Regions from separate parts of the Homo sapiens genome. Here region 2 is linked to region 1. A link is a contact called in ENCODE Hi-C or POLR2A ChIA-PET data. All regions are on one chromosome and are shown on one strand. Each heading gives the region's core, a stretch centred on a gene start or an enhancer-like site at or near the end of the contact. The rest is flanking DNA. Distances are from core to core; before and after follow the strand shown. Region 1 overlaps AMN1 (antagonist of mitotic exit network 1 homolog). Region 2 has its middle 67 kb from the start of RESF1.

Region 1 (3,227 bases), core at 277-2,776:
TTTCTATATAATATAAATTTTATGGTCTTAAATACTCATATGTGAGCAACCATATGAATATATAAGAGGAATCATGTTATATAAGGTGTCACGAAAGAAGAAAGGCCTTCCATGTATCAAACAAAAAACCCCCACAAACACAACCAGCATTTATCTTCCTTGGAAAAAGAAGAAATTAAAAATCAAATATAAGGTGAACATGTTAGCCCACTTTACTTCCATTCAATGATGTTAGCAAAAATATATCATTATAGAAGATTTAGGGGTACTGATGGTTAAGTGGGAAGAGTAGAAGTGATCTGGGTAGTTAAAATTTCTTCAGCTTTTTTCTCTTTAGTTTATTAATAAAAGCCATTTTATATGAACTATTTAAAAAATTTATTTTTTTTGATGTGATGACTCAAGGTAGAATATATTGTATGAACTCTTGCATTATTATTTTTATTTATTTTTTTTGAGACGAAGTTTCGCTCTTGTTGCTCAGGCTGGAGTATAGTGGCATGACCTTGGCTCACTGCAACCTCTGCCTCCTGCGTTCAAGCAATTCTCCTGCCTTAGCCTCCTGAGTAGCTGGAATTACAGGCATACATCATCATGCCTGGCTAATTTTTGTATTTTTAGTAGAGACAGGGTTTCACCATGTTGGTCAGGCTGGTCTCATAGTCCTGACCTCAGGTGATCCACCTGCCTCGGCCTCCCAAAGTTCTGGGATTACAGGCGTGAGCCACCATGCCCGGCCTCTTGCATTATTATTAATATTAGATCTCTCAATGTTATGATAATTGGCCATTATGCACAAGGCAAAGTCGAGATCCATAAGAGTTAAGTGATTTATTCGATGTTCTGGAGAGATGGCGTGGATGGGATCAGCGTTCGTTTTACTGTATCTTAAGATTTTAGTTTTAGTCTTAGCACTATTATTATTTTATTAGACAGCAAGTCTCAGTTAATGTTGTGCAGGCTGATTTCAAACCCCTGGGGCCTCAAGCGATCCTCCCACCTCAGCCTCCCGAGTAGCTGGGACTATAGGTGTGCACCACCATGCCCAGCTAATTAAAACAATTTTTTATAGAAGCAGGGTTTCTCTATGTTGCCCAGGCTGGTGTCAAACTCCTGCATTCAAGCGATCCACCCACCTTGGCCTCCCAAAGTGCTGGGATTACAGGCATGAGCCACCGCACCCTGACACAAATAACATTTCAATATCTCACTTTCCTATTCTGTGAAATCAGGGATCAGAAAAATAACATTTTAAAATGTGATGGAGTTGGCTAGGGTAATCAAAAAAGTGTTCTGTGCTAGAAATTTGGAAATGCTTGGACAAACGAAGTTAAACAGTTTCTTAGCTATAGTATTTCTCAGAGCCTTTGACAAATTAACATTCATAATAGTGGCATGTTGCCCTTCACAAACTTTTTGGACATATAAACACTTTTTGTTTTATGTTATGGCACACCATGTAACTGCAGTGAATCTGAAGGATTTCAGGGCAGAACAAAGAAAAAGATGTGACCACAAGGTGGCAGTGGGACACAACAAGCTCTCTTTGGACAGCGCTTTGACAGGTTTGTATGCCGGGAAGTCCCTCACAGCATGAGACCTTCCAAAGGCAGCGACAGTGTAGGGCGGCCACTACTCAGAAGGGGGAGGGTAAGAGAATTCCTGGAGGACTAGAGAGAGGGTGTATGTGTCATGACGTTGTTTAGCAGCAAGATCGGCGGGGCGGGTGGGGGGGTGTCTCTGGGTTACAGAGCTCCAAAGGGCAGCAGTGATTTGGGGTCTTTTATAGCCTGGGGTTTTTATCTATGGATAGTAGACGTTGAGTGTAGTTTGCAGGGTATGTAAAGCAGGTGGGCTCTAGATAGATGGCTAATAATTTGGTTATTTAGGCTATACTTAAACAATTGGATGTGTAAACATTTGATTTGGTGATGATGGGCTTTTGAGCTAACAGTCCTGGTTGCTGTGAAGAAGTAAACAACACAGGGCCCCAAAGGTCATTTTTAGATCATGTAACGGTAACACCTAGTCCAGCATTTACCAACTGTGATCTTCCAGATCAAAAATATTTTTATTCCAAATATTTTGAACTCCTGCCATTTCAATGTCTACTTCCACTACTTCTGGCAGCCACACAAAAATATAAGAAGTGATTTGAAAGGGGTATGCTATTCTTTTTTTTTTTTTTTTTGAGACAGTGTCTCACCTTGTCACTCAGGCTGGAGTGCAGTGGCACAATCTTGGCTAATTGCAACCTCTGCCCCCCAGGCTCAAGTGATCCTCATGCGTCAGCCATCAGAGTAGCTGGGATTACAGGCGTGCGCCACCATGCCCAGCTAATTTTTGTATTTTTAGTAGAGAGGGGGTTTCACCATATTGGCCAGGCTGGTCTCAAACTCCTAATCTCAAGTGATCTGCCTGCCTTGGCCTCCCAAAGTGCAGGACTACAGGCGTGAGCTACCACACCTGGCCAGAAAATGATATGCTATTCTTGCTGCAAATGTTGAAGTTGACTGATAATTTTTCTTTACCATAAAGCAGTGGTTCCCAAAGTGTAGTCTGCATATTCTGTAGTCTGAGACCCTTTCAGGGTTGTGAACTGAACTAGTTACTTTTCTCATGGAACACCATTTTTACTTTTTAAAAGAATGATTGATATGGTTTGACTGTGTCGCCACCCAAATCTCATCTTGAATTGTAGCTCCCACAATTCCCATGTGTCGTGAGAGGGACCCGGTGGGAGGTAATTGAATCATGGGGGCAAGTCTTTCCTGTGCTGTTCTTATGATAGTAAATAAGTCTCATGAGATCTGATGGTTTTAAAAGGGGAAACCCCTTCTCTTGGCTCTCATTCTCTCTTGCCTGCCACCCTGTAAGACGTGCCTTTCGCCTTCAGCCATGATTGTGAGGCTTCCCCAGCCACGTGGAACTGTGAGTCCATTAAACCTCTTTTTCTTTATAAGTTACCCAGTCTTGGGTATGTCTGTATCAGCAGTGTGAAAACGGACTAATACAATGACTACAGTGTAAGGTTATTCTTATTTGAGTACTTGGCAGACTATTTCATGAAAATAGAAGAAATGAGGCTGTCATTTCAAAGAAAACAAATGACAGAATTTGTTGTCAGTGATAAAGCTTTAGCTTTCAAGTGAATTTTGGAAGCCTCGTAGCTGCCACTGTGATCTTGAAAGCTATCCAGGACCTTTCTAATGACATCAGTTATTATG
Region 2 (3,227 bases), core at 299-2,798, 340 kb after region 1:
AGCCTGGGCAACATGTCTAAACCCCATCTCCACAAAAAAATATAAAAATTAGCTGGGCGTAGTGGTACCCGCCTGTAGTCCCAGCTACTCAGGAGGCTGAGGTGGGAGGATCAGTTGAGCCAGGGAGGCAGAGGTTGCAATGAGCTGAGATTGCATCACTGCACTCCAGCCTGTGTGACAGAGTGAGACCCTGTCTCAAAAAAAAAAAAAAACTTAAAATCTTTTTTTTAATTCTCTCAATTTCAATCTCACTTACTTCTTCTTTCAAAGCCACCACTGTCTGAACCTGGTGCCCTTCCTTCTGATTATAGTTTTCGTTGTTGTTACTGTGTTTTGTTTACTTTTACAATTTTGGAATATGAAAATATCTTTCTTTTGTAACGACAAATATGGAATACAAACATTACAACTTCTTTTTTTGCCCATCCTGGATTAAAAAGGAAATAATAGATGAAATGCCTTGCAAAGAGGACAAAATATTTTGGGGTCTAAAATGTGCTTTGCCCAGGATCTTGCCTTGTAATGATAATGACTCTCCCTTAGTGATCCAAACAAAGGAATGTGGTCAACTGTATGAACAAGGTTCAGTGAAGTCCTGAGTCACATGACAATCTGTCCTCCCCAAGCCTCTGTGCTTCAGAAGCTGGAAAGTCGTTCTACCCTTGGGCACAGGGTACATGTGCAGTAGCAATAAATAGCACCAGGAGGAATAGGAGCAACAAGTGTTACTGGTAGAGGGTCTTGACTACGAGTTGTCCAGGTCCTTGGCATTTTGAACAAAGAATTGAACAAAACGTACGAAGTAGCAGAGAAATGAAATGCAGGAATGAAGCAACGAGAGCAGGAATTCATTAAAGCGAGAAAGCACTTCACAGGGTGGGAGTGGGCCTGAGCAAGCAGCTCAAGGGTGCAGTTACAAAGCTTTCTGGGCTTTAAGTACCTCATTTGAGGTTCTTATCTAGATGAAGGATTTGGTCTGTGGCAAATTAAAGACTGAGGTGAACTGGCGCCCTGTGCAGATAAAGGGATGGTCCCTGCTTCGCCAGGGCCAATCCAAGGCACTCTCCTTTTCCATCCCAGCACTTTGGGAGCCTGAGGCAGGTGATCACTTGAGCTCAGGAGTTCAAGACCAGCCTGGCTAACATGGTGAAAACCTGTCTCTACTGGTGCTCTCGCCATTATTCCATCTGCTATGAGCCCCTTTCTGCATAAAGTAAAGTTTGCCTTGCTAAGAGAATTAAATTTATGTTTGAATGTTATTTCTTTGTAGCACTGGGGAACAAGCATTCTATTTCTAAATAAACATTTTTACATATAAGAAATGGTGGTCCGTACAGGGATACATTTTCCTCTGGGGTGGTCTCTAGTCCTCTCATGAGGGGGTCTCCCACTGCCTCATTGTGGTGGCCTCAGGGGTAGTAAGAAATTGAGACCCATCTGGTGTGATGAATAGACCCGGACTCTCAACAAGGCAGAAGAAACTGGCCAGCAATCTGGAGTAAATGATCCTCACATATGATGTGGACCAGGCGACCTCATGCATGAGCCAAGAAAGGAAACAAACCAGAGGAGCCGTACACCAGCACCTGCCTGGAAACCACATCCTCATCAAAAGATAGAAAGAAGAAAAACTCGAGGCAGCCTAAGAACCCTACCTTGTGCTGCTAACCACCGAGACTGCCGTTCGCACAGCAGAAAAGGATAGACACATCATACCCAAGTCAAAAAAGCGTCATCACCATCAAAGTTATAGGTCATTGTTCCAGGGTCAAGCCCTACCAAGTTAAAGCTAAGAAAACTTTATCTATCTTTTCTTTCCTTTAACTACTCCCCATCTTATTAATGTAACTAAATCTAACTCACCTCAAATTATTACTTTTAATGCCTGTTCAGTTATCACTCCTCTCATACCAAATGACAAAACCAAAGTCTTTGTAGTAAAAGTAAAAAAATCTAAAGCAAACCACAGCAATTAAAACAAGATATCAAGATGTAAATGACTAGCTAAAATACATTAAATATTCTGTCCGCACTCTAAATAAAAGCAATTGTTATGCTTGTGCACACAGTAGGCTAGAAGTCCAAGTTATCCCCTTTCCACTCAGATAGTCCTCTAATCGACAAGGCATGGACTGCATGGTAGCTCCTTTTCTTCTTTTGTCTTTTTTTCTTTTTTTTATCTGAGACGGAGTCTCGCTCTGTCGCCCAGGCTGGAGTGCAGTGGCGCAATCTCGGCTTACTACAAGCTCCACCTCCCGGGTTCAAGCCATTCTCCTGCCTCAGCCTCCCAAGTAGCTGGGACTACAAGCGCACGCTGCCAAGCCCGGCTAACTTTTTTTTTTTTTTTTTTTTTGTATTTTTAGTAGAGACGGGGTTTTACCCTGTTAGCCAGGATGGTCTCGATCTCCATCTCCTGACCTCGTGATCCGCCCGTCTCGGCCTCCCAAAGTGCTGGGATATAGGCGTGAGCCACTGCACCCGGCCGGTATCAAAATCCTGCAGCCTAAGATAGTAAAGTGTGCCAAACTCTCTCTACTATTTCCTAAAGTGCAGTACCCTGAGGGTCAGCCCCCCGAGGGCCATTCAGCCTCCATCTTCCAAGACCAATTTTACCTCGTGTCTCCAACGATAAAAGGAAAATTTAGCGTACTTTGAAGACTTAACATGATACAGCGAGGTCAGGCACTTCCAAAAGCTAACCCATCAGTCCACCCTTATTCATCCCCAAGCGGATGCATAGTAATACTGTAAAAAACCTTTACTAGACACTCTACCAAATAATTAGAGCAGCACTTATGCTCTAGTTCAATTAGCTATCCCTTTTACCCTGGCATTTCATCAATCAGAAAAAGAGAAATTACGACATAAGCAAATAAAAGAAGCCTCAAAAGAAGCAGCCCCTTACAGCTATTTTGATTCCCATGTCTATTCAGATGCAATTAGAGGTCCTCACAGAGTACCAAATAAATTTAAAACCAGAGATCAAATAGCTGCAAGGTTTAAGTCAATGTTGTTTTAGTGAGTAGCAATTAATAAAAATGTAGATTAAATAAACTGCATTTATTACTACCAGCAGCAATTTATTAACTATACCAAAGATGCTGTTAAAGAAATAGCTGAACAATTAAAACCCACAAGTCAAATGGCCTGAGAAAATAAGATAACTTTAAATATAATATTAACAAAGAAAGGTAGTGTTTATATTATAATCAAAACTCAGTGTTGCA

Evidence for each region. A loop is a pair of places that touch in the nucleus more often than their neighbours do. ChIA-PET counts read pairs that join two places held with the same protein, here RNA polymerase II (POLR2A). Pooled maps may share reads with other maps.
Region 2: a loop to region 1 is called in a pooled map, with 5 times the contacts of the local background. The contact joins two enhancer-like sites. A Hi-C loop is called at or near these places in 7 of 50 pooled maps. POLR2A ChIA-PET finds 5 or more read pairs at or near these places in 4 of 52 experiments (B cell, OCI-LY7, WTC11 and 1 more).

The regions. Positions count from the first base shown.
Region 1 is chr12:31,680,790-31,684,016 of GRCh38, forward strand. All of the region lies in intron 6 of AMN1 (antagonist of mitotic exit network 1 homolog), which reads right to left. Among named protein-coding and RNA genes, the nearest start is that of ETFBKMT, 23 kb to the left of the region's middle. RefSeq lists a silencer at 1,658-1,747. Within about 2 kb of position 1,527, at least 4 of the 41 ENCODE cell types and tissues checked have a DNase peak (open chromatin) inside an H3K27ac peak, as active enhancers do; they include B cell, where a contact is called at or near this core.
Region 2 is chr12:32,024,468-32,027,694 of GRCh38, forward strand. No RefSeq gene overlaps it. Among named protein-coding and RNA genes, the nearest start is that of RESF1, 67 kb to the left of the region's middle. RefSeq lists an enhancer at 528-822. Within about 2 kb of position 1,549, at least 2 of the 41 ENCODE cell types and tissues checked have a DNase peak (open chromatin) inside an H3K27ac peak, as active enhancers do; they include B cell, where a contact is called at or near this core.